Regions from separate parts of the Homo sapiens genome. Here region 1 is linked to region 2. Evidence: read pairs that join two places in POLR2A ChIA-PET (ENCODE). Cell type or tissue: OCI-LY7. All regions are shown on one strand. Links, peaks and the distances in the headings refer to the core of each region. The heading gives the core; the rest is flanking DNA.

What was found. ChIA-PET counts read pairs that join two places held together with the same protein. Peaks named below come from ENCODE experiments on the same cell type or tissue, not always from the same donor. Only the 100,000 strongest peaks of a DNase experiment are listed, where the experiment ranks them.
Region 1: POLR2A ChIA-PET joins it to region 2 with 7 read pairs; 8 of 35 experiments call an interaction of 5 or more read pairs at or near these places.

Annotation. Positions count from the first base shown.
Region 1 is chr15:65,656,459-65,670,943 of GRCh38, forward strand. DENND4A (DENN domain containing 4A) reads right to left here. Exons shown (of 33, transcript NM_001320835.1): 26 at 13,555-13,730; 27 at 13,321-13,467; 28 at 11,467-11,665; 29 at 10,991-11,245; 30 at 8,887-9,004; 31 at 8,102-8,264; 32 at 7,872-7,936; 33 at 2,665-5,529. The coding sequence ends at 5,393. It also overlaps a transcript of SLC24A1 not described here. Among named protein-coding and RNA genes, the nearest start is that of SNORD13E, 33 kb to the right of the region's middle. In OCI-LY7, for the core only: no CTCF peak of the experiment used is centred there; a DNase peak (open chromatin) is centred at 7,263; H3K27ac peaks cover 2,472 bases.
Region 2 is chr15:65,852,075-65,866,167 of GRCh38, forward strand. LOC105370866 (a long non-coding RNA gene) reads left to right here. Exons shown (of 3, transcript XR_932372.2): 3 at 7,545-8,409. Among named protein-coding and RNA genes, the nearest start is that of TRQ-CTG1-4, 10 kb to the right of the region's middle. RefSeq lists silencers at 4,953-5,042, 11,216-11,265 and enhancers at 5,924-6,013, 6,074-6,153. In OCI-LY7, for the core only: CTCF peaks have their summits at 10,706 (motif pointing right) and 10,905; a DNase peak (open chromatin) is centred at 10,757; H3K4me3 peaks cover 628 bases; H3K27ac peaks cover 604 bases.

The sequences.
Region 1 (14,485 bases), core at 56-8,055, 200 kb before region 2:
TTGGTTATACCTGGAAATTAAATTTTTTGGTCACACATTTACAAACGTACTATAATATTAAAATCATGCTGTTTTAGAGGTAAAGTACCATTTAAAAATGTCGAGATAATATTGAGATGGTCCTCTCACTTTATAGGCAGAATATTCTGTATATAGTTACTTGTGACAAATTCTAGGTCATTCATTCAGCCTGGAAAGTCTGAACTGTCCCAAATGGGTATTTGAATTGGAAGTCAGTGGCTACATGGATGACTTCTACCCCCTTAGGCTGCACTTCCTTGAAGGCCCTGATAATAGGTTTGAGCCAGATTTCTGAATTCTTCCTCATTTAATGGGTTAAGAGTCTATATAGTACCAGAAAAAAGAGATGTATTCCAAATTTTTCAAACTATGTGTTTAAATGTTTTTTTGTTTTGTTTTGTTTTAAAAAGAGACGGGGCCTTGCCCTGTCACCCAGGCTAGAGTGCAGTGACATGAACATGGCTCACTGTAGCCTCACCTTGTGGGCTCAAGCGATCCTCCCGCCTCAGCCCCCCAAGTAGCTGGGACTACAGAAGTGCACCACCACACCCAGCTGATTTTTGTATTTTTTTGTAGAGATAGGGTTTTGCCATGTTGCCCAGGCTGATCTCGAACTCCTGAGCTCAGGCAATCTGCCCGCCTCGGCCTCCCAAAGTGCTGAGATTACAGGCATGAGCCACTGTACCCAGCCAAAATGGTTACTATATATTTTGAACATTATATTGCACTGTCATCAATAGATTCGAAAATAGTTTTACCAAATTACAGGCTTAGTCTTTTATAGCTGTCTATATCAATATTATTTAAAGATTGAGTACCAAAGGGGGCAGGAATTGGAATGTATTATCTAGAGCACAGAATAGTAAATAATCAGGAAAAGGGCCGGGCGCGGTGGCTCATGCCTATAATCCCAGCACTTTGGGAGGCCAAGGTGGGCGGATCACGAGGTCAGTAGATCGAGACCATCCTGGCTAACACGGTGAAACCCCGTCTCTACTAAAAAAATACCAAAAATTAGCCGGGCGAGGTGGCAGGCGCCTATAGTCCCAGCTACTCGGGAGGCTGAGGCAGGAGAATGGCGTGAACCCCGGGGGGCGGAGCCTGCAGTGAGCCGAGATCGTGCCACTGCACTCCAGCCTGGGCAACAGCGAGACTCCGTCTCAAAAAAAAAGAAAAAATAAATAATCAGGAAGAATTGGTTGGCCTTATGTGCCAATGAATACTCTTGGTTCTGACCCTTTTTTGGTGGGAGGGTCCTCCAGCAGGTGCAGCTTGCAATGTGTACGGGGACTGGATGCTATGAAAGATGTAATGAGAGGGCTCATGAGCAGAGCTGCCTATCCCTGGGGGTTCACTAACGCCTACAGGACATCCTGGCCCAAGTCTGCCTGCACAACTAAAGGCACACTTCTGGTCTTTAGGTCCTTCGCTGTATGAGCAAGCAAAACCTGGAGAATTTCACTTGCAGAAAATCCACCAGTTGCTGCAATAGTTTTATCATAGTACTACATTTGAAAAAAAAATATTTAAATAGTAAAGGAGGGAGCCATCCAAATGAACAGGAACTGTGGAAAGGCAGCAATAACTTTATCAGAAGAATCTATTACCATCTCAGAGTACAAGCACATGCGCAGACTTTTGTAATCAAAGATGAAAATTCTTCAATTTGTGTACTGCTAATTTTGTTAAGAAATATAAGCCAGCCAATATGCTTACTTTGAGGCCAAAGGAGCAAGGTAGTATGAGGATGTTAAGACACCAAGTACTAAGGATATTAAGGTAAACTGGTATGCAGCTGCTAGAGGGTTCAGTTTTGAAATAAAGCTTAGTCTTATATCCAGACAGGAAGAGGCAGCACATGCTAACTTTAGCACGAAGGACAAGGGTCTTCTCAAAGAGACAGCCTGCTCTTTCTCTTCTTGCTCTGAGATAAAGTGCCAAATAGCAGCTTTCAAGTTCTAGTGAGAGAAATAAAAATAAAGCTGGGCTACTGCACATCACCAAACAAATAGGTATTTTCATATCGCATATTACAAAGTAGAGGTTGAGTATCCCTTATCAGAAATGTTTCGGACCAGAAGTGTTTTGGATTTCAGATGTTTTTGAAATTTGGAATATTTGAAAAATACAAACTGGTTGAACATCCCAAATATGAAATCCAAAATGCTCAAATGAGCATTTCCTTTGAGCATCATGTCGGTATTCAAAAAGTTTTGGATTTTGGAGCACTTGATTCCAGGAGCTCAGCCTGTATTTAGAAATTAAGCATAACTTCTAAATAGAGCTAGCTAATACTTGCTGGTTGCACTTAAGTATCATAGTAATTATCAGCATAAAGTAAAAATAAGTATTTACTGCCTAAAATGTTGAACCAATGTTTTCTGGGACCATTTCTCTAAATACACAAATGGGGAGACATACTAGAAAACCTTACAATTAAATATGCTGGTAGTGTTAGGGTTTTAGAGCAAAACAGAAATCCAACCCCCAAGAAAGTCAGGGAAAAGAAGACAAAAATCAGAAGATGAACAGCTGCATATTTCTCCACCTAACACTAGGAGGAAAAAGTAGAATATTTGAAATACGATATGGAATACAAATCTGTGCCATTTAGAACATAATGGTAGGACGTAGTAAACAAGCTACATCAGCACAGGACATGGTTTATTGTCAACCATTTAAACATATAAACAAAACTAAGAGTAAGAAAATAAAAGACAGATGCTGTAGCAAAAGGGCATTTCTCTCCAACATGATTGGCCATTATTCTCCAAAATGTATGGTTAACAGAAAATTGAAGAAAAGTTTGTATAGAGTTATTTTAAATGATTGATATTTTCTGGTTTTTTTTTTTTTTTTTTTTTTTTTTTTTGAGACAGGGTCTTGCTCTGTAATCCAGGCTAGAGTGCAATGGCATGATCACAGCTCATTGCAGCCCCAAACCCCCAGGCTCAAAGTGATCCTCCTGCTTCAGCCTCCCGAGTAGCTGGGATTACCAAGCATGAGCCACCATACCGAGCAAATTTAAAAAATTTTTTTGTAGAGACAGGGTCTCTCTATGTTGCTCAGGCTGGTTTTGAACTCCTGGACTCAAGCAATCCTCCCTGCTTCAGCCTCCCAAAGTGCTGGGATTACAGGCCTCCATGAGCAACCACGCCCAGCTCAAGAATGATTCACATTTTAATTTTCTTTTGAACAGGTTTACCACTTTGTATTTGTGTTTTAGGTTTTAAGACTAAATCTGTGCAATAATATTCCCTAGGGATTAAAAGTAGGGGAAATACAACCCTCTCCAAAAGCAGAAACAAAACTTGGGGTGGAAAGAGGAGGTAAAAATTACATTCGCTTTTCCAAATGAGTCTGAATCGTAAAACCATAAAGAATGGTTTTACTCATTCTTTGTCAGCCATTTGAAATCAATAAACTATGATTCCTACATTTTGTTTGTATTACACAAAAAGTAAACAACAATGAAAGCTGTTTTTAAAAGAATAAAAACCACCAACCACAAATAGAAGAGAACCCCAGACGGTTCTCTTGGAGGGATGTTTATCACCAGTGCCAAAAGCCTCCCCCCTCTGAAATGTTTCTCTCAGTTGACAACTTTCAAATGATTTAAAGAACATGAAGAACAAGTAGAACATGAAGCTTGGATCTGAATAGTAAAGAATAATATTGGAGTGGTATTTACAAAGGAGAGGCAGATATATGTGCCTAGCACCAGATTTTTCAAGTAAGCAAGTTCAGCCCCAAACTAACTGAAGTTTTACATTTTTAAACTCTCTCCATTATTTCCCAGAGTTGGAAGCTGTGAAATGTTTCAGCATGGTGCTATTCACTAATGGTGTGAACTCAAAAGGTGGGTTTTCTGCAGCTGAACTGATTCTAAGTCTCAGGACTCCAAGATACCTCCAGTCCAAGTGTCGTGGACTCTACTGGCTTTATACACCTAATTTGGGACTATCCATTTTTTCCTTCTTTAAAGCTGGCTAGGGAATTCCTTCACTAATGATAATGTGTGCAAACACACACACATATTGAAAATCTATAACTAATTCTAGCAGCCAAAAGATGTTTTTCCTTACCAGAAATTACCCAAAGAAAGTTACATTAGAAATAATATGACTAAAAATATATTTTTAAAGCTATTTAATACTCATGATGTCTAAACTTTCAATTTATTGTCTGATTTCTGGATATTTCTGTATTTTAGATTCTACAGACTTCAGATTCTGAAGCTTGTTGAAAAAGCTAAGTTCCTCAATATGGATGAAAATCTATCTGGCTGTACTTTTAGAGGGGAATTTTTCTACTTTTGAAAAAAATTCTGAATATTTATATATAGTATTAACAGAATACCCCAGTAAGTCATATTTCAGATAAATATTCTATAGTATAATTTGCATCATACCCAATATTTTAGATATTAAAATAAGGGTAAAATTTGGAATATAATCACTTGTCTGCATATTTCCCAATGTAAGTTTTCATGTAGAATATTAAAATTTAAATTGATATTTGGATTTATAAGCTGTTTTCCCTGTATACTATACGTATCTATTAGCAATAGAGACAATTTTGGAGTCATGGTATAGTGAACCTCTCTGGCTCTCCTTGCACAAGGCTCCATGAGTCAGTCTGGGCAGTGCACGCTACCCTTGCATAACTCACTCCCCACACTCAGGCTTAGGGGTACTAACATGCAATCCTAGGACAACACTTGACACTAGCACTGACATTTTAAAATTCATTCTCCCAAGTAATAAAAAATATATATATAGATAGATATACACAGAGAGATCTGCAGCTGTACTAATTACTTCAAATAGCAGCAGACAAGGAAAATACACGCTTGCTTGCTTAAGTTTAAATTCATTTTAAGTTTGCTATATTAAATTTAAAAATTAAAAAAATATCAACTTACTATAAACAATTTAAAATATGTATAATACAACTTCATGGTCAAAACATTTGAATAGTCTATGAAAACAGGAAATACGTTCATCTGACATTTCTGTTTAGATTCCATTCATGATTTTTCAATCTGTCTCTTCCAAAAGAAACCATAAAGCAGTTGTCATATTTTATGGCAACTAATTTTGTTTAGGGATTTCCTCATCACAAAAATACTTTATTTCCTATTACAGGGGAGTTAAAGAAGAAGAAAAAAGAAATGAGAAACAAAGTGGCTTTCTCCCCACTTGTCACTATTCTCTTCTTCAAACATTCTGTACATAAGCTGTCTGAGTCTTTTGAACCATTTACAAATTGTATTTTCAAAAATTGAAGAAAAAATATTTAGAGTCTAAAAGTGTTATTTTATACACTGACTATACAATATACATTGAATGTTTACACATACAAATACATCTTAAAGATAAGGTTCTCCAAAGGTTTTTCGACATTCCATCACCCCTGTACTTGGTGGTCTATCACAGTTGTGTGTACTCTTGACTTGACTAGGTGTGAGACGATCGTATGCCATCTTGTACTCTTTATCAAAAGCATCTGCAGAAATTGATAAAGAAATAAAAGAATAAAGAAATTTAGGTCTGATGTTGAAAACTATCAAGTTTCTATAATACTACAGAAACACAACATTAGAGGCCAAGAAGGAATTGCTAGGACATTTCTTTATCCAAAGGACCACAGCTGGATTGCACAGACCAGTGAAACTTAAAGGTTTGAAAATGCCAATTTTTAATTTTACCAGGTACAGATGTTAAAAACCACCAAATACCACACACACTTTTTTGGTACTTTGCTTTGCATACTCAATAAAAACAGTAAAAATAAATAATAGCCTTTTCCCACCAGGATTGACAAAAAGTTTTTTTGCCCATATTTTCTTTACACTAGTCCTTTTATGGTTTCATTTTTTAAATTTAAATTTTGCTTCAACAGAAATTTTTTTTGGTTTGTGTGTCCTAACTTCCTATATTATGGGCTACCTCTGGGAAAATAATCCAAATATCTGAAATCACCATGTAATGATTTTTTTTTCCCTTTTCCACATGGCAACAGATGGAGCTAACAGACTGTTACTTTTATTTTTAAGGACGTTATACCAAGGTCTGTGTGCCTTTTCCCCAGAAGATAGTCCACATGTGACAAAAAGGGACAACAGAGGTTTACAAGCTTCTGCTAAAAGTTTCTCTCAGTCTAGAAATCATGCTAACTTATTGCTTATTTTAAACACATACTGGATAAAAATTTGCCCCTCAGAGAGCCAAATGGGGTATGAATTATAACAATGTCACTAAGATCCTATTTTTCTGCTTTGGGGAGGTGACGGACCTAAGAACATCTTTCCTCTCTGAAACAGTACCACAGTGGTACCCATGAAGGCTTGTTGGAGTTGAGTCAAGTGCATGAGCAAGTGAGCTTCTCTAGCTTGGAGGTCCGGAATTTTTTAGACATTCAAGGAAATCCCACCTTTGGCAGAGGGCTAGAGTAATATCTGACTACAGTCTGGGCTTGTATTAGGTAGGGAATAAAGGGATGGTAACAAGGATCTGAATAATCCTTTTTGGTATCCTCTGTTTCACCATAGTTAAAAGGCCTAGCTCAAATAACACTATTCATGATTTTGGTTAAGTTCTGGCATCTTTCTCAAGTGGCTAGAATGACTATCCCAATGCCATTTAATAGTCTACCTTTCCTAACATTTTATTTTTTATATATATGTGTGTGTGTGTATATATATATATATATATATATTTTTTTTTTTTTATTTTTTTTTTTGGTTAGACGGAGTTTCACTCTTGTTGCGCAGGCTGGAGTGCAGTGGCACAATCTCGGCTCACTGCTGCCTCCGCCTCCTGGGTTCAAGTGATTCTCCTGCCTCAGGCGCCTGAGTAGCTGGGACTACAGGCATGCGCCACCACGCCTGGCTAATTTTGTATTTTTAGTAGAGATGGGGTTTCACCATATTGGCCAGGCTTGCCTCGAACTCCTGACCTCAGATGATCTGCCCGCCTTGGCCTCCTACAGTGTTGGGATTACAGGCGTGAACCACTGCACCTGGCTGATTTTATTATATATTATATTCCCATAGATATTTATGTTTATTTCTAGACTCCCTATTCTGTACCATTGATTTTTCCAGCTCTGCCCCTGGTAGCATTACCCTGATGTAATTACAGTAGCTTCTAGAAAAGAATCACCTTCTGTTGATTCTTTTTTTATCAGATAAGGTCTTGCTCTACAGCCCAAGCTGGCATGCAGCTGCACCGTCATGGCTCACTGCAGCCTCGACTGCCCAGGCTCACATGATACTTTCACCTCAGCCTCCCAAGTAGCTGGGACTACAGCCATGTGCCACCACATCTGGCTAACTTTTTTTTTTTTTTGGTAGAAATGGGGTTTCACCATGTTGCCCAGGCTGGTCTCAAACTCCTGGCCTCAAGCGATCCACCCACCTTGGCCTCCCAAAGTGCTGGGATTACAGACATGAGCTACCGCACCCGGCTCCTTTCAATTAAATAATTTTTCCTGACTAGTCCTTTTCTTGTCAGATTAACTTTTAAAAATTGAAATATAATCCATATACCATACAATTCACTAACTTAAAGTGTACAATTTAGTGTTTTTTTGGTATATTCACAAGATTGTACAACTATCACCACTGCCTAATTCCAGAACATTTTCATCTCACCAAAAAGAAACCTTATACCAGTTAGCAGTCACTCCCTATTCACCCCACCTCTTGGTCCTTAGCAACAACTAATCTACCTTTATATAATTACAGATTTAATATTACTAATAAAGTATAACTACTAATATAAAAATACTTTGAAAACTATTCCATGATATATAAATATTACATATTAGATATAAAGCTAAATTACCTATATCAATGTTTTCTCTTCCCAGTGCCACAAGTGAGAGAAATAGTATTTCTCTGTATAAACTCCTAGGGAGAAAAAGTCATGGAGAAAATATTAGTATCCATATAGTCCATATGTTCCCTATAAAAAATTTAATGCTATCATAAGCATGAGATATTCTAACAAATTACTAAGCAAACAATATGAATCTGCCTAGGAGAACAATATATTCGTCTAAGAGAAGGACTTACCTCTGTCTTTTAAAATGTGGACACTTATTCAGTGTCTCTAAAATCTGACTCATTGGTCCATAGACATCATTCATTTTAATGCTTTTTACCATACTTTTCAACAGTTCCTGGTTAAATGAGTTATCACTTTTTTGCAATAAATGGACCATTGGATATTTTTGGGCTGTAAACGAACAAAAGAACAGATGAAGGAAAATGTTCTGTGTAGAAAGGAGAAAGAAATTAAGCAGCAACTGACAGATATTAAGTTACAAAGCACTAAAAATAAATTAAGGGCAATAGATAAAGAAATAGGAATCCAAGAATGAAGAAAGCAAAAAATAAGACAAATAATGACAAAAAAAGGTCTAAAGCTTTCTGTGGTCTTAAATAGACAATAACTAAGAATATTGTTTCCCTTAATACAGCCTCTGATGAAAATTCTAAATCAGCAGCCTGGGATGGAAACAAATAAAAAATAAGTAAAAAGAAGAAATTGGGATGAGCAATGTGCTGAAAGCTGAATTCTGCAAAACACAACCAACCCCTCCAGCACATACACAGCACCCCTCAAAAAACCAAACCAAAACAAAAAACAAAAAACAAAAAAAAACCCTTAGACCTCCATAGAAGGTAGCACTAAAAAAATCAAACACTCACTCTCAAACAAAAGAGTACGACTTTGACCTGTAAGACAAAAAGTAGTACAGTAAAATAAAAGTCAGTTATACATTGGTTTATGCTATTTAAAGCTAGTAGAGATTACTCTCATATGAACAAAGTCAGCATTCTATGATGGCACTTACTGTGTGCATTCCAGAGAATGTACAAGGGCTGTCCCGGATCCTGATGTAACTTCATATTGTCCCATAACATTTGTATTAAAACATATTTGCTATCTTCAGACATACAGTGGCGGGGAATCTGTGTTATACAATAAACATTCATTAATGATCCTTACATGATAATTTTTCATAAGTATTTTATAAAATTCTTATAAATATTTTTTAGGATGTATATGTGCGAGACAGAAAAGAGAACAGAAAAAGACTGATTTATCTACATTTGATATCTACTACAGGAAGATGGGCTGTGTGGAAAAGCTAATGATCTCTAAAGATCAGATATAACAAAGTACTTGAGATCCGTGAGAAAGGGTACCAAGAAGAACTCATCTTGCTCCTCTTGCTCATGATTGAAAGTCACAGAAAGATAAATCCAGGAGTCCCATCCTATATCATCCAACACCCTGGCCCAGATAACGCTGAGTTCACATCTTTGTCACTCATGTATGATGTACTGAAAATCCGAAGCACATGCACAATCATAGGCATGCAGCACAAGAAGAGAGAAGGCAAGGTTCCTGAACTTAGAGACCACCATTTAGTGGCAGTGGCAGTATATGAAAAAGTAAAGACACTTTTATAAAACAACATACCGAAAATACAAATGAACATATAACAAACAAATGGCCTAAATGTTAAACAAAAATCCAGGGTAAAGGAATGACGAGAGTGGTAGCACATGATTGCAATATGAATTTCAATAGTCCCCCTTTATCCTCAGCAGCTATATTCCAAGACCTCCAATGGATACCTATAACTGCAGATAGTACCGAACCCTATATATACTGTATTTTCCTATACATACATACTTGTGATATTTAATTTATAAATGAGGCACAAAAAGAAATTAACAATAACTAATAATAAAATAGAACAATTAAAACAATATGCCAGCATCACTGCTTTGTGCCATTAAGTAAAACAGGAGTTACATGAACACAAGCACTGTGATACCATCACAGTGGGTCTGATAACAGAGATGGCTACTCAATGATTAACAAGCAGGTGGCATACACAGCGTGGATACACCGAACAAAGGGATGATTCACATCCCAGATGGGACAGCACGAAATTTCATCATGCTACTCAGAACAGCATGCAATTTAAAACTTATGAAGTGTTTCTTTCTGGAAGTTTCCACTTAATATTTTGAGACCACAGTTACCATGGGTAACTGAAACCTCAGAAAGGAAAACCATGAATAAGGAGGGACTGCTGTATAGATATCCTTAAAAAGTGTTAGGCTTGGGCTGGACACAGTGGCTCCTGCCTATAACCCCAGCACTTTGGGAGGCTGAGACAGGAGGGTCACTTGAGCCCAGGGGTTAGAGGTCACAGTGAGCCATGACCACACCACTGCACTCCAGTCTGGGTGACAGGGCGAGACCTTGTGTCAAAAAAAAAAAAAAAAAAAAATTAGGCTTGTTTTGAAAGAAGTACAAGATGTAAGTGGGCCTAACTCACAAATCTGCTTCCTAAGAGTCATTTCCAGTTTATTCTTGAAGCAATAGCAAAAATTCAAGTACGTTTAATGTAAATTTTAGGAGAAGGCAAAAAAAAAAGACTCTTATTGCTAGCCTGTAAGAAGAAAATATTATTTGTAAATACAACTAAAACAATTCTATTTATCTAATGACCCAGAGGGCTATTAAAAATATTTAGCATAGGCTGGGCACGGTGGCTCACGCCTGTAATCCCAACACTTTGGGAGGCTGAGGCAGGTGGATCATAAGGTCAAGAAATCAAGACCATCCTGGCCAACATGGTGAAACCCCGTCTCTACTAAAAATACAAAAATTAGCTGAGCGTGGTGGTGTGTGCCTGCAATCCCAGCTACTTGGGAGGCTGAGGCAGGAGAATTGCTTGAACCCTGTAGCTGGAGGCTGCAGTGAGCCGAGATAGTGCCACTGCACTCCAGCCTGGCGAAAGAGTGAGACTACGTCTCAAAAAATAAAATAAAATAAATTTAGCATAAAAACAGACCTTACTTTTTAATCATTAGGAATATGCAAACATTACAATGGTAACAGAAGCATTCATTGCCTTTTAATTTTTAGTCTCATACCTTTGAATACTTGTTACAGTGCTCAGAAGAAAGAATCAATCCAGGTAAGTTACTGGGCAAGTCAAGACGTCTGAAATACCATACCAGGTTCCAAAAAACAATTGGATGATGGTCCACAAAGTCTGCTACTGTTATTGCATGATCACCTTCATTTTCCAATAAGCTTTCAAGTTCTTTCCATACCACTAAAGGACTAAGATACGGAACAGTGACAGGATCGGGACTTGGAAGGTGCCATTCTAAACCTAAAGAATCCTGTTGAATAAATAAAAACCATAAATGGCAAATGCAAAATAATACTAAGCCATTAAAAAATTCAATGATTCCCATATGAGTAGAAAAGTAATATAATTGTATCATGGGATAAGAGACTCTTCTTGGCAATAATAAAGCTAATAAGACTACTTAAGACAAGGGGAACAAAATCATACGTAAGTGATCAATTTCCAAATAAAAAAATACACCAAAATACATACTGTAGCTCCTTGTAAAGTAGCTGGCAGGCTGCCTGTAGAAATGAGCTTCTGTCTTCCAGTATCTTCCTTATCCAAGGGGCCAGAAGTACTAATACTCCTGGCCATTGGAAATATTGGACATTTAGACATAGCTGTTTTTGATCTATTAGCAGGGATCTGAATACTTCGGGTGCAAAAATTTTCCTGCAGTTTAGATTTGCTTGGGAATTGAAAAAAGAAGAAAGTGTATCAGTGTCTAGATTTACTTTACTTCATCAACAAGGATCATGTTCTCTCTCTCTCTCTCTTTTTTTTTTTTTTTTAAGACAGAGTCTTGCTCTGTCACCCAGGCTGGACTGCAGTGGTGTGATCTCAGCTCACTGCAACTTCTGTCACCTAGGCTCAAGCGATCCTCCCACCTCAGCCTCCCGAGTGGCTGGGACTACGGGCACACGCCACCATGCCTGCCTAATTTTTGTATTTTTAGTAGAGATGGGGTTTTGCCATGTTGTCCAGGCTGGTCTCGAACTCCCAGGCTCAAGCCATCTGCCCACCTCGGCCTCCCAAAGTGCTGGGATTACAAGTGTGGGCCACCACTACCGGCCATGTTCTTCTCTTTAGAATCCGAGCTAGATGGTCGGGCGAGGTGGCTCACACCTGTAATGCCAGCACTTTGGGAGGCTGAGGTGGGTGGATTGCCTGAGGTCAGGAGTTCGAGAGCAGCTTGGCCAACATGGTGAAACCCTGTCTCTACTAAAAATAGAAAAATTAGCCAGGTGTGATGGCAGGCGCCTGTAATCCCAGCTACTTGGGAGGCTGAGGCAGGAGCATTGTTTGAACCTGGGAGGCAAAGATTGCAGTGAGCCAAGATTGCACCACTGTACTCCAGTATGGGCAACAGAGTGAGACTCTGTCTCAAAAAAAAAAAAAGAATCAGAGCTAGACATGGCAACATGAATGAAAGGAAATGCTACTCAGGCTTCAGCTGGGAAACAGGATATATTTTTAAGTAGTATAGTCATGATAAATTTCCTTTTTTATCAAATCAACTGTAAATATTCAAAATTCATTCATTTATTCAAAACATTTAGTAGACTTCTATATAGCAGAAAGCACACTAGACCATGGGGATAGAAAGCAGAGAAAAAAGGCACATATTCCTTCAGGAGTCACAACCCAGGAGACAAAGATAAGGGCTACAATAGACCGGTGATGAAAGAAGGTGCACAAACAGATTTTTGGTTTTATTAAGTAATCAAGATCACACAGGTCACGTTAGCCTGCCAACACTATACAGGCATTTTTTGGCACATGCAGCTACCAATATGGCTTCATCTGTCCAGCTATATATGGCTTATTTGGCACTTCCGCACAATGGAATTGATTTCTGCATCAGTTTTAAGTGTAGATTTACTTATATTAGGCTTACTATATAAATTTTAGTTTAATTTCGCAGTTCCTATATCAGCTCCAAATGTTTTCTTAGATTATTAAATATTCCCTAGGTAGAAAATTAAATATTAAAAAGTAGTAGTATTGACTTAATTCCTGAAGAGATAGAGACAAGAAAAAAGATAGTCATTATAAACCTCAAGTGTTCTACATTTTTTTTACCTTTAAAATACTAGTAAACATTATCATATATACATACAGCTTAAACTCTGGGGATTAATAAAGCATAACATATAACTACATATTTAAAGATTTATGTGATTAGAGAATTTTAACACTGTTTTAAGAGTAAGAATTTAAGATTATGAATCTGTTATTCATAGACATTTAAACCTGGAAATGGTCAACTAATTTTTCTGTCATACTTCTAAAATATGTGTAAATATATGTTGTTAAAATATAGTTCCACATAATCATAATTACCTATTTAGATCAAAATTCCCTTGAACAGAGAGAGCAGATGTGTCAAGACCAGAGGCTGATGTTGAAATGCAAGACTGCCTCGTCTGACTTGAAATGGAGGATGGAAAGTGCATATTTTCTGTTGATGGGCTTGACTTTAGAAAGTATCTGTAATGTGAATCGAAGGAACTTTTTGAGAAAAGAGATATTATAGGGAACATGATCCTTAAACATGAAGGAAAAAAATATCATTACCTTCCAGGTCGTCTTAAATCTCTTATTTCTATATTCAGAAAGGGTAAGAAGATATTGCCACAGAATGGGCATGTAGTATTGAGATTTGAATCATCTGCTGTCCAGCCAGCCATGATTTCCTCATCATGGACAAGACAATCACAAGTTCTACACCGAGAGCAACTTGAGATGAGAACCTGTGGGAGAAGATAGCACTTTATAAAGAAAGCTGGTTAATTCAGATTATGAATTAAAAACCATTTCAATTCATAAATTCATTGGATAATTAAAACCCAGAAGGATTCAGATGCTATACACAAACACTGGATTACATCAGTGTATTATATACTATAATCGTCTTCAGCTAAATCCATTCCAGAATTTTTGCCTGAAAGGGAAACTTGCTTTTAAGTGAGGATTTTTTTCATTATAAATCAGAGTAAAATGTGCTGTGGTTTTATTAATGGAAAAGTAAACTCAATCACTAATTTGTTAATACCCCAAACAGGCATTTGTAATTACATATTACAAATCAGTGTGGTTGCCAGACCAGTACTGGTCTACAAACACTTACTGGATTGTGATGAGATAAATAAGAAATTGAGAGGAGGATTTATAAACTTTTTAAAGTACTGTGATATTGCAGTAACATCTAAGTGTGTAATCAATGTATTTTCTAAGAATATTAGCTATGACAGATTAGAAATTAAACAAACAAAATGAAAACAACCCTGGTCTTTTACAAAAGACAGTTTAATAAGCATTGCTATAGATAACTATAAATGCTATCATTATGTTAAGAAAATATAGAAATTCTTGAAGCCTCCAGAAACTTTGTAAAGTTAGTGTTCATCATCTATGTTTTGGCTGTATGCAAATTTATTTTCCAGATTTATGCAAATTAACATAAAATAGCAACCATACTCACAAATGTATTTGGAAGCAATTTTTA
Region 2 (14,093 bases), core at 6,094-14,093:
GCTTGAGGCCAGGAGTTCCAGACCAGCCTGGGCAACATAGTGAGACTCCCTGACTCTATTTTTTTTTTCTTTGAGACAGGGTCTTCCTGAGTCACCCAGGCTGGAGTACAGTGGCGCAATCTTGGGTCACTGCAGCCTTGACCTCCCGGGCTCAAGCAATCCTCCCACATCATCCTCCCAAGTAGCTGGGACTACAAGTGTGCCATCACGCCTGGCTCATTTTTGTATGCTTTGTAGAGATGGGGTTTCACCATGTTGCCCAGGCTGGAATCGAACTCTTAGATTCGAACCATCTGCCCACCTCAGCCTCCCAAAATGTTGGCATTACAGGTGTGAGCCACCTCACCCAGCCTGCCCTGACTCTATTAAGAAAAAAGAAAACTTGCCATTCAGCTACAAGGAATGTAGCTGGTTGACAGCCTCCAGCTGCTAGTGACTTTAGGATCCACCTCAGCTTTCTAAAAAACACTGAATTGTCATGCCAGGTGTGTTGGTATATGCCTGTAATCCCAGCTACTCAGGAGGCTAAGGTGGGAGGATTTTTTAGTAAGTGAATTGTATCTCAATAAAACTGTTATTAACAAAAGGAAGGAGGTTGGGCATGGTGGCTCACGCCTGTAATCCCAGCACTTTGGGAGGCCGAGGCAGGCAGATCAGTTGAGGCCAGGAGTTCGAGACCAGCTTAGGCAACATAGGGAGACCCCCATCTCTACAAAACATTTAAAAATTAGCCAGGTGTGGTGGTACACACCTGTAGTCCCAGCTGCTTGGGAGACTGAGGCAGGAGGATTGTTTGAGCCCAGGATGTGGAGGTTGCAGTGAGCGGAAATCGTGCCATTGCACTCCAGCCTGGCTGACAGAGGGAGACACTGTCTCAAGAAAAAAAAAAAAAAGAAGAAGGAAACAGGACAAAGATGAAAGATGTCAAGATGTCAGCCACTAGTTCTATTTTTAAATTTTAAAAAATGTTTTTCTGGAAGGCCTAGCTAATGCAATAGGACAATAAAAATAACTTTTGAAAGAGAGTTAAAAACATCATTATTTGGAGGCTATTTGATCTACTGAGAAAATATCAAGAAAGAAAATAATATTAGTTCAGGAGAGTGGCTAAGTGGGTATATACTATACATATGTGTGTGTATGTCTTAGTCTTTTTGTGCTGCTATAACAAAATATTGCGAACTGGGTGATTTATAAATAATAGAAATTTCTGTCTCACAGTTCTGAAGGCTGGGAAGTTCAAGATCAAGGGGCAGGTTTGATGTCTGGTGAGGGCTGCTTTCTCTCCTTTTAAGATGGCGCCTTGTTGCTGTGTCCTCCAGAGGGGACAAATGCTTTATCCTCACATGGTAGAAGATGAGAGGGCAGAAAAGCAGCAAACTCTCTCTGAATGAAGCCTCTTTTATAAGGACATTAATCCATTCATGAGGAGCCCTTATGACTTAATCACCTCCACAGAAGCTTCACCTTTCCGTTCCACCACAATGGGGATTAAGTTTCCACATGAATTTTGGAAACACACGTTCAAACCACAGCAATATGTTTATAAACAGACACACACACACACACACACACACACACACACCCCACCCCTCCACATGCCAGTTAGAAAAATACTTGATTCACAGTAATAGCAACAGCTGTGAAATACCTCCGATAAAACTTAATCTAAAATGTGTAAGACCTTTACAGAAAAAACAAAAATTCTGCTAAAATAAATAAAATAAAACTTGAATAATAGACATATATATTTATGGAAGGGAAAACTCAATATATAAATCAACTCAAAAATAAATCACTTCTTCACATATTAATCTAAGATTGCAATGGAATTCAAAACAAAATCCCAATAGATATTTTAAAATTTGTTAAATTGTTTCTAAAGTTCATCTGAAAACACAGATGTGAGATAAGCCTAGAAAAATTTGAAAGAAAGAAAAGAATTATGAGAAGCACTGGCATGCGGGTAGAAAAAAATTAATGGAACAAAATGGAAAGTCCAAAAGCTAATCCATGTACTATGGAGTTTTAGAGTGGGAAATGAAGATATAAAAATGGCATTTCAAAACAATGGGATGGGCCAGGCATGGTGGCTCATGCCTGTAATCCCAGCACTTTGAGAGGCCAAGGCGGGCGGATCACCTGAGGTCAGGAATTCAAGACCATCTTGGCCAACATGGTGAAACCCTGTCTCTACTAAAATTACAAAAATCAGCTGAATGTGGGGGTGCACACCTGTAATCCCAGCTACTCGGGAGGTTGAGGCAGGAGAATAGCTTGAACCCGGGCAGCAGAGGCTGCAGTGAGCTGAGATCACACTGCTGCACTCCAGCCTGGGTGATGGAGGGAGACTCGGTCTCAAAAACAAAACAAAACAAAAAACAATGGGATGGTTTATTAAATAAATGATGTTGGGGCAATTGGATATTCATATAAGAAAAACTAATGCTAAAATAAATAAAACTTATATATGGAAAAGATTCCATTTAAAAAGTTAAAATACAGCCAGTCACTGTAGCTCACACCTGCAATCCCAGCATTTTGGGAGGCCAAGGCAGGTGAATCACCTCAGGTCAGGAGTCTGAGGCCAGCCTAACCAACATGGAGAAACCCAGTCTCTACTAAAAATACAAAATTAGCCAGGCATGGTGGCGCATGCCTGTAATCCCAGCTACTCGGGAAGCTGAGGCAGGAGAATTGCTTGAACCTGGGAGGCTGAGGTTGTGGTGAGCCGAGATCGTGCCATTGAACTCCAGCCTGGGCAACAAAAGTGAAACTCCGTCTCTAAAAAAAAAAAAAAAAAAAAAAAAAAAAAGTTAAAATACAAAGAATGAACTGAAGAAAATATTTGCAACATGTATGATTGACTAGGATTTAATATCCTTAGTTCTATAAAGAGCTTTTATGACTCAATAGGCAAACAATAAATATCCTGATAGACAAACAAAGGATTGAACAGGCAATTCACACACACACAAAGGAAATGGCCATTAAACATTTAAAACTTCTCAACTTCACTTGCAAAAGAATACTGCTAATTATAATAAAAGATGTAATTTTTATACATTAGCAAAGGTGAAATTGATGGACAGGATAATATTCCATATTTTAAAGAATATAGAGAATCAGTGGCCGGGTGCCATGGCTCACACCTATAATCCTAGCACTTTGGGAGGCTGAGGCAGGTGGCTCACTGGAGGTCAGGAGTTAGAGACCAGCCTGGCCAACATGGTGAAACCTTGTCTCTGCTAACAATACAAAAATTAGCTGGGCGTGATGACACGTACCTGTAATCCCAGTTACTCAGGAGGCTGAGACAGGAGGTTGCAGTGAGCCAAGATCGAGCCACTGCATTCCACTCCCACCCCCGCCAAAAAAAAAAGATAATCAGGAACTCTCAAGCATTACTAGGAATAAAAATTGGTACCACCATCAGGAAGGCATTTCTTCTAGAAATGTATTCAAAGGAAATGTTTAGAAGGATGCTCACTACAACATCTTTATAGTATCAAAACATTGAGAAGATCCTAAATGTTTATCAATAATAGGTTGGTTAAATAAACTTTGGTTCATCCATATAACAGAGGTATATAAGAGTTTAAACTAGATCTGTATTTCTTACTATTGAAAGATTCAGAGAAAAAATGAGATTGCTCAACAGTGTATATTTCACTTATGTAAGAATTAAATACACATCTTCATATATTGTATATTAAAGATTCTGCAGGTTGAAGAGTCTGAAAGACTATATGCCAAAATGTTAATGCTACTTGAGGAAAGAAGGGGAAGGTATCACTTGTATTTTCAGTTGCAAGCAATAGAAAATTAGAGTCAAATGGACTAAAATAATAAGGGGAATATATTGGCCAAGTAGTCAAATGCCTAAAGGCAGAGTGGGCTTTGGTGATGGGTTGACATAGGTGTTCAACGTGTGGTTCAGCTTTTTTTCCATCTTGCCCTTTGCCTTCAAGGTAAAAGCCTCTTTTTTTTTTTTTTTTTTTTTTTTTTTTTTTTTTGAGACGGAGTTTCCCTCTTGTTGCCCAGGCTGGTGTGCAATGGTGCGATCTTGGCTCACCGCAACCTCCGCCTCCTGAGTTCAAACAATTCTGCCTCAGCCTCCTGAGTAGCTGGGATTACAGGCATGTGCCACCACGCTCAGCTAATTTTGTATTTTTAGTAGAGATGGGGTTTCTCCGTGTTGGTCAGGCTGGTCTCGAACTCCTGCGTCAGGTGATCCATCCACCTCGGCCTCCCAAAGTTGCTGGGATTACAGGAGTGAGCCACCATGCCTGGCGGTAAAAGCCTCTTAAAGACATTATATTGAGTGAAATAAGTTAGACATAAAAGTGTAAATACCCTATGATTCCCCTTAGATGAGATACCTAGGGTAATCAAACTCATAGAGACAGAAAGTAGAATGGTGGCTGCCAGGGCATTGCATAATGGGTATAGAGTTTCAGTTTTGCAAGATGAAGAGAGTTCTGGGGCCGAGCGAGGTGGCTTATGCCTGTAATCACAGCACTTTGGGAGGCTGAGGCAGGAGGATCACTTGAGGTCAGTAGTTCGAGACCAGTCTAGGCAACATGGTGAAACCCCATCTCTACTAAAAATACAAAAATTAGCTGGGGGTGGTGGCGGGTGCCTGTAGTCCCAGCTACTCGGGGGGCTGAGGCAGGAGAATCGCTGGAACCGGGGAGGTGAAGTTTGCAGTGAGCCAAGATCGTGCCACTGCACTCCAGCCTGGGCAAGAAAGCAAGACTCAGTCTCAAACAAAAAAAAAAAAAAAGAAAGAAAGAAAATAGTTCTGGGTATATTTGTTGCATAACAATGTGAATGTACACTGTACAACGTAAAAATGGTTGAGATGGTACGTTTTATGTGTATTTTATCACATTTTTAAAGAAAATTACATTGCCTAAAAAGGTATAATAAAAGCCTCATCCTAAGGCTAGCTCCCCCTGGTGGTGGGAGAGTTGCAGCACATTGAGGCGAGGCTACAGGTGTCACTAAGGTGCTGGGTGTCTCCCTTCACCCATCATGCAGCCCACCCAGGCTTCTCTCTGGTTGGACCATAATAGTATGTTTCTGGATCATGCACTCTGCTGGCATCACATTCTAGGGCTCTCTTTGGAAATTTGGGAAGAAACTTTTTTTTTTTTTTTTGAGACAGAGTTTCACTCTTGTCACCCATGCTGGAGTGCAGTGGCGCCATCTTGGCTCAATGCAACCTCTGCCTCGTCCCCCGAGTAGCTGGGATGACAGGCACGCAACACCATGCCTAGCTAGTTTTTGTATTTTTAGTGGAGACGGGGTTTCACCATGTTGGCCAGGCTAGTCTCGAACTCCTGACCTCCAGTGATCCGCCCGCCTCGGCCTCCCAAAGTGCTGGAATTGTAGGCGTGAGCACTGCACCTAGCCTTGGGGAGAAATTTTGGCTGTCACAATAATTGGTCATTTACAGAATGTGGGCCAGGGGCATTAGATTTCTGATAATGTATGGGTAAATACATTACAGAATTTTCCCACATTCCGCACAACTTTTAATGCCCTGCTCGACATTAATGTAGATTTTTAAAAACTTGTGTGTAATAATTTGAGCCTAGCCTCTCATTCCATTTTATATATAAATATAAACTATTTTTGCATGGTTTTAATATAAACAGAATATCCAGATATGAGGCTAATGAGTAAATTGACAGAAAATAGTATTTAGCTACATTTGGAACTTTACCAAAAGTTGTTCACTGTTTCAGAAAATCATGTCTTCAACAACCAACACTTGTGGTATTTGAGTCACTGATTTAGCCCTGCATATTGCAATTCACACTGCATAATGCAATTCACACTGCATATTTTAACATCTCTGAAATCAGGATGTATCCTACAATCAATGACGTCTACAAAATACACTAGTGAATATTAGTCTGCATTTGAAGCTGTTGCATTGATTTCTTGCTTGGATTCTTATAACAACCTCCCAACTGGTCTCCCTGCTTCCATCCTTCTCCTCCTACAATGTTTTCAACAGAGCAGCCAGATTTTTCCTTTTAAAATGTAGGTCAGATCATGTCACTCCTCTGCTCAAAACCTTCTCATGTTTCACCAGTTTACTCAGAGTACAAGCCTTACAGTGGCCCATGAGGCCCTTCAAGATCTGGCTTCTTTACTTCTCTGACCCATCTCCTACTTCTGCTTTTATTTATAGTACCTGCTCTAATCCACCTCCCTGGTCCGTTTACAGACCACGCACTTGCTAGACAAGCTTCTGCCTTAGGGTCTTCACATTAGCTATTCCACCTGCCTGCGTATTTTTCCCCTAGATAATCGGTGTGATTCATTCCCTCACCTCCTTTAAATCTTTGCTCAAATGTACCTTCTAGTGAGGCTGCCTTGACTACTCTATTTTGAACTGCAAGTCACTACCCACCTCTCTACTGCTCTGAACTCTTATTTCCTTTTACCCTGTTCTACTTTAAAAAAGTCATAACAGGGCCGGGCGTGGTGGCTCAGGCCTGTAATCCCAGCACTTTGGGAGGCTGAGGTGGGCGGATCACCTGAGGTCAGGAGTTCAAGACCAGCCTGGCCAACAAGGTGAAACCCCATCTCTACAAAAACACAAAAATTAGCCGGGCATGGTGGCACGCACCTGTAATCCCAGCTACACGGGAGGCTGAGGCGGGAGAATCACTTGAACTGGGGAGGTGGAGGTTCCAGTGAGCCGAGATAGCACCATTGTACACTGTACTCCAGCCTGGGTGACAGAGCAAGACTCCACCTCAAAAAAAAAAAAAAAAAAAGATCAGAACAGTTGTCATCTTCTAATGTAATACATAACTTACTTATGTATTATGTTGATTGTGGTCTATAACCACACCACCCTGCTAGAATGTTTGCTCCATGAGGCAAGGATTTCTTTTTCTTTCTTTTCTTCCTTCCTTAATTTCCTTCCTTCCTTCCTTCCTTCCTTCTTTTCTCTCTCTCTTCTCTCCCTCTTTCTCTCTCTTCTCTCCCTCTTTCTCTTTCTTTCTCTTTCTTTCTTTCTCTCTCTAACCCTCCCCCCCGCTTTCTTTTTTTGTTTTTTTTTTTGACATGGTCTCACTCTGTGGCGCAGCTGGAGTGCAGTGGTGTGAACTTGCTCATTGCAACCTTTGCCCCCAAGGCTCAAGCGATCCTCCTACCTCAGCCACCCGAGTAGCTGGGGCCACAGGGATGCACCACGATGCCCGGCTATTTTTTTGTATTTTTAGCAGGGCCAGAGTCTCGCCATGTTGCCCAGGCTGGTCTCGAACTCCTGAGCTCAAGCGATCCACCCACCTTGGCCTCTCAAAGTGCTGAGATTACAGGCATGAGCCACTGTGCCCAGTCTAAGGCAAGGATTTCTGTCTGTATCCCTAGTAAACAGTGCCCAGCACATAGTAGGTACTCAATAAACATTGTTACATAAATGGTGATTCTGTTAGGTGCAAGTATCTAATTACTTCATTATGTCTTCTATTACACTTGTGCTCAAGCATTTACTTTTTTTTTTTTTTTTTTTTTTGTAGAGACGAGGTCTTACTACCATAGCCCAGGCTGGGCTCAACTGATCCTCCTGCCTCAGCCTCCCAAAGTGCTGGGATTACAGGTGTGAGCCACCACGCCCGCCATCAAGCATTTACTTATTGAAACACATATCTTTTTATAATGCATTATTTTCTTATTTATCCTTTATACTTATAGCATTATATTGATTTTTAAAGTGTGTGCACTCACCTATGCAGCACTCAAAAGGTTCTCTAAAATGATGGTTGACATCTTTCTTCAACTCTGGTGTTTTCCTATGTAACTTTTTCTAAGTGTAATATGTACTCAACAACTAAAATAGGATGTATGATATGTACATGCCTGCATGGGCATACAAAGACACACATACACATATATAAAATAAAGAAAACACTAAAATATCAGCAAGCTTGACTCCCAACTTAAAATTATGTGTGCAGGAAGGTATATCATAAGATAAGATCTATTGATGTCAGGATGGTAAAGACAGTGTTATGAAACGTTTGTTACAATATCAGGGTTTGGATGTTAGGATTGAGAACCTCAGGGTTAGATAATTCCAGAAGCCACTCCTGGAGCTGTGGGTAGGGATAATCCCACCCAAACTGCCTGGCTGTTTTCTGGATGGAAGGGGTGGGGTGGTGCTGGGGAGGAAACCACAATGTTGGCAGCCAGGAGGAAACAAACTTCACTTTCCAAGTTTACTGTACTTCTATATTGTTTGTGTTATTTGACTATTTTACAATGACTGTTCATTCCTTTTGTAACAAGCAAGACCAGTAAAGCTTTTTTTATTTTAAAATCTCCTATAAAATATAGAAAACAGATAAACAAAATAATAAAAATCACCTGTAATCCTATTCTGCAGAAATAACCACTGCTAACATTTTATTTTTATAACCTTTTGTTTTCAGGCATGTGTGGACTTACATAGATATTTCAATGATGGCTCTGAATAATAGGAATCATGCAGTTGGAGGTGTCATTTGTTAAGATTATTCTGGCAGCCACCAGCATGTTGGATTGAAGTGGGAGAAAACTGAGGGTAGGGTTAGGTTGTAACCAAACAGTGGAGAAGGAAATCACACCAGAGTGGTGGCTATGGGAATGGAAAGAAACATACCAAGAGATATTGTAAAGAAAGGAACCATGGGCTGGGCACAGTGGCTCATGCCTGTAATCCCAGCACTTTGGGAGGCCAAGGCAGGTGGATCACAAGGTCAGGAGATCGAGACCATCCTGGCTAACACAGTGAAACCCCGTCTTTACTAAAAATACAAAAAATTAGCTGGGCGGTGTGGCACGTGCCTGTAATCCCAGCAACTCGGGAGGCTGAGGCAGGAGAATTACTTGAACCCGGGTGGCGGAGGTTGCTGTGAGCCGAGATCGTGCCACTGCACTCCAGCCTGGGTGACAGAACAAGACTCCATCTCAAAAAAAAAAAAAAAAAAAAAAAAAAGGAAAGGAACCATGTAGGTGACTTAGTGGTTAGTGTGTATGAGAGTAGTGATAATGATTTTTGGCATCTGAGTATTCCAATCTTGCATTCAAGAATATCAAAGATGAGGGAGGACTTTCTGTTTTTGTGCTCTCCTTTTTCTTTCTTGATCTTGCTCTCTCTTTCCAGAAAACAATACAGAGCACCTGTTTAAAATGTGAAATTTGATGAGTTTTGAGATATGTATACACCTGTGAAACCATTAGCACAATAAAGATAATGAACATATCCATTATCCCTGCAAGTGTCAGCTGGGCTCAGTGGCTCACACCTGTAATCCCAGCACTTTGGGAGGCTGAGGCGGGCAGATCGCTTGAGCCCAGGAGTTTGAGACAAGGCTGAGCAATAGAGGGAGACCCCTGTCTCTACAAACATTACAAAAAAATTATCTGGGTGGGGTGGCATGTGCCTGTAGTCCCAGATACTTAGGAGGCTGGTGTGGGGAGGATCACTTGAGACTGGGAGGTCAAGGCTGCATTGAATCGTGATCTTGCCGCTGACTCCAGCCTGGGCAACAAACCCAGACCCTGTCTCCAAAAAGTCTTCATACCTTGTAATCCTTCCTGTCTTTCTCTACTCTGTCCCCAGACAACTACCAATCTGCTTTCTGCTTTCTGTCACCATAAGTCAGTTTGCATTCTGTAGACTTTATATAAATGAAATAATACAATATGTACTCTTTTTTCCCCCTCTGGCTTCTTTCACTCAGCATGATTATTTTCAGATTCATTCACATTGTTATGTTTATCAGTAGTTGATTCTTTTTTGTTAATGAATAATAGTCTATTGTGTGGATTTACCAAAATTTGCTTCCCCATTCACCTGTTTATGGACATTTGGGCTTTCAGTTTTTTCTATTGCAAATAAGACTGCTATCCGAGAATCGCTTGAACACAGGAGGCAGAGGCTTCGGTGAGCTGAGATTGTACCACTGCACTCCAGCCTGGGTGACAGAATGATACTCTGTCTCAAAAAAAAATTTTTTTAAAAAAGTCTGCTATGAACATTTGCATACAGCTTTTTGTGTGGGTATATACTTTCATTTCTTTTGGGTAAATACCTAGGGGTGGATCGATGAAGTTGCACAGTAATTATTCCCCTGTTCTAAGCCTTGGCTCCACATCTAGAAGTGTCATCTTTGTATCTTTATCTTTTTTATTTCTTTTTTTTTTTTGAGAAGGAGTCTCACTCTGTTGCCCAGGCTGGAGTGCCCTGGCGCAATCTTGGCTCACTGCAACCTCCGCTGCTCGGGTTCAAGTGATTCTCCTGCCTCAGCCTCCCGAGTACCTAGGATTACAGGTGCCCACCACCATGCCTGCTAATTGTTGTATTTTTAGTAGAGACGGGGTTTACCCATGTTGACCAGGCTGGTCTTGAACTCCTGACCTCAGGTGATCCTCCCACCTTGGCCTCCCAAAGTGTTGGGATTACAGGTGTGAGCCACCACACCTAGCCTAAGAAGTATCAGCTTTATCTTCTTTTTGCTCACCTGACAATTTAATATTGTGGTATTTTTGTTTTTACATTACCAAAAGGTCTAGTATTTTCTAAATAAATGATTGAGAAACAAAAATGAGACTCTACTAGTTTTTTTCTCCTCCTTTGAGTGAGCATAGTTCTTATCCACATGGGAGAATGCAGGAACATGATGGAGTCCCACAGAGCCAAGGCCAGTTCACTCCTCTAGGAGGCAGTAGTAAACACACAGCCATATACAGAGGCACATGGTGGGGGTGTGGGGAAAGGGGAGGAGCTGGCAATCAGTACGTAGCTAAAGAAATGACTCTGTGGTGGGATTTCAGAGGCCAATGGAGGTGTCTTTTCTGGGCTGGGTGTGGTCAAGGGTGAACAAGCTGATTTTGGTCTTGAAAGCCAGCCAGTCCACAGGAATTCTGGGAGACTGTCAGGAAAGAGGCAAACAGCCCCCAGAGAGACAGGGATCTTGTGAAGACTAAGGACCTCACAGGAGCCTGTCCCAGTCTTGCACCACTATCAGCCCCTTCATCCTAACCTTCTGTTTTTTGTCTTTATTATGATAAAATCTGAGATTTAAGTTCCTTTTAGTTTTCTTTGTGGTAAAATACACATAACAAAATTTACCATTTTAGCCATTTAAGTGTATAATTCAGTGACATTAGGTACATTTGCAATGCTGTGCAACCATCACCACTACCTCTTTTCTTTTCTTTTGAGATGGTCTCGCTCTGTCACCCAGGCTAGAGTGCAGTGGTGCGATCTTGGCTGACTGCAACCTCTGCCTCCTGTGTTCAAGCAATTCTCGTGCCTCAGCCACCTGAGTAGCTGGGATCACAGGCATGCGCCATCACATCAGCTAATTTTTGTATTTTTAGTAGTGATGGGGTTTTGCCGTGTTGGCCAGGGGTCTCGAACTCCAGACCTCAAGCAATCCTCCTGCTTTGGCCTCCCAATGTGCTGGGATCGCAGGCTTAAGCCACCACACCTGGCCTAGTACATTTATTTGTAAATATGTATATTTTATCACTTTTTTCTTTAAGACTAGCTGATACTTTAGTTACTACAAACAAATAATCAGGCCAGGTGTGGTGGCTCATGCCTGTAATCCCAGCACTTTGGGAGGGTGAGACAGGTGGATCACCAGAGGTCAAGAGGTCGAGACCAGCCTGGTCAACATGGCGAAACCCTGTCTCTACTAAAAATACAAAAATTAGCTGGGCGTGGTAGCATGTGCCTGTAATTCCAGCTACTCGGGAGGCTGAGGCAGGAGAATCGCTTGAACCTGAGAGGCAGAGGTTGCAGTGAGCCAAGATCACTCCACTGCACTCCAGCCTGGGGTGACAGAGCAAGACTGTCTCAAACAAACAAACAAAAACCCAGCCAATCAAAGCTGAGAATTTTCCTGATCATGTACACAATTTGTCACCTCATAATATACTATATATAATATGGTATTATATAGATTCTAATATATATAATATGGTATTATATAGATTCTGATATATATAATATGGTATTATATAGATTCTTATATAATATGGTGTTATATAGATTCTGATATATATAATATGGTGTTATATAGATTCTGATATATATAATATGGTGTTATATAGATTCTGATATATATAATATGGTGTTATATAGATTCTGATATATATAATATGGTGTTATATAGATTCTGATATATATAATATGGTGTTATATAGATTCTGATATATATAATATGGTGTTATATAGATTCTGATATATATAATATGGTGTTATATAGATTCTGATATATATAATATGGTGTTATATAGATTCTGATATATATAATATGGTGTTATATAGATTCTAATATATAATATGGTGTTATATAGATTCTAATATATATAATATGGTGTTATATAGATTCTAATATATATAATATGGTATATATAGATTCTAATATATATAATATGGTATATATAGATTCTAATATATATAATATGGTATATATAGATTCTAATATATATAATATGGTATTATATAGATTCTAATATATATAATATGGTATTATAGATTCTAATATATATTCTATATAATATAAAAGATAAAAAAGACAAAAGACAAATTTCACCTCTTTTTAAATTTTTTACTTATTTTTATTTTATTGGAGACAGGGTCTCGCTCTGTTGCCCAGGCTGGAGTGCAGTCATGCAATCACAGCTCACTGCAGCCTTGACTTCCCTGGGCTCAGGCTATTCTCCTACCTCAGCCTCCCAAGCAGCTGAGACTACAGGTGAACGCAACCATACTTGGCTATTTTTTCTTATTTTTAGTAGAGATGGGATTTTGCCATGTTGCCCAGGCAGGTCTCAAACTCCTGAGCTTAGGCAATCTGCCTGCCTTGGCCTCCCAAATTGCTGGGATTACAGACAGGAGCCACCATGCTGGGCCAAATTTCACTTCATAAGGTTTGTCAACTTTTCTCTCTCAAAAACATTTTTGTTTTTTTTTTGGAGACAGAGTCTTGCTCTGTTGCCCAGGTTGCAGTGTGGTGGTATGATCATGGCTCATTGTAACCTTGAACTCCTCGGCTCAAGTGATCCTCCCACCTCAGCCTCCTGAGTAGCTGGGACTATAGGTACATAGGTGCCATCATGTCTGGCTAATTTCTCCATTTTTTGTAGAGATAGGGGGGGTCTCGCTAGGTTGCCTAGGCTGGTCTTGAACTCCTGGCATCAAGTGATACTCCTACCTTGGCCTCCCAGGCACAAGCCACCATGCCCCATCTAAAAATTGTATTGTGAAATAAACCTAATACTATTACAAAAGTGCATAAAACTGGTATGTAGAGTTTAACACACAGTTATAAAGGGAACAACCCTGTAAAAATCCTTTGAGTTAAGAAATAGAACACTGAGGCCGGGCGCGGTGGCTCACACCTGTAATCTCAGCACTTTGGGAGGCCGAGGTGGGTGGATCACTTGAGGTCAGGAGTTTGAGATCAGCCTGGCCAACATGGTGAAACCCTGTCTCTACAAAAATACAAAAATTAGCCCGGTGTGGTGGTGCATGCCTGTAATGCCAGCTACTCAGAAGGCTGAGGCAGGATAATCACTTGAACCTGGCAGGCAGAGGTTGCAGTGAGCCGAGTTAGTACCACTGCACTCCAGCCTGGGCGATAAAGAGAGACTCCATCTTGAAAAAAATAAGAAAAAAGAAAGAAATAGAAGAGTGATAGGTTTATTTAACAAATGGAAGCCACTATGGAAGCTTTCTGTGTCAGGCCGGTGGCCCCCAGGCTCTGCTTTATGGGATACTGACGGGAGGAACGTCTGTCCCTGGGCATTCTTCCTGAGACCTAGGGAGTGAGTTCGCTTTCTTCAAATGAGCTAGGACAGGGAGGTGAGGATCATGGCACCCTGCCCCTTTCCCATCATAGGCTCTGGCCTCGCATCTGGCTAATTCTTAAAATAATAACTCATGGTTCTCAACTTTGGTAACTATTAACATTTTGGGCCAGATAATTCTTTTTGATGGGAGTGCTATCCTGTGTGTTGTAGAACGTTTAGCAGTATCCCTGGTCTCTACTAGATACCAGTAGCACTCCCAA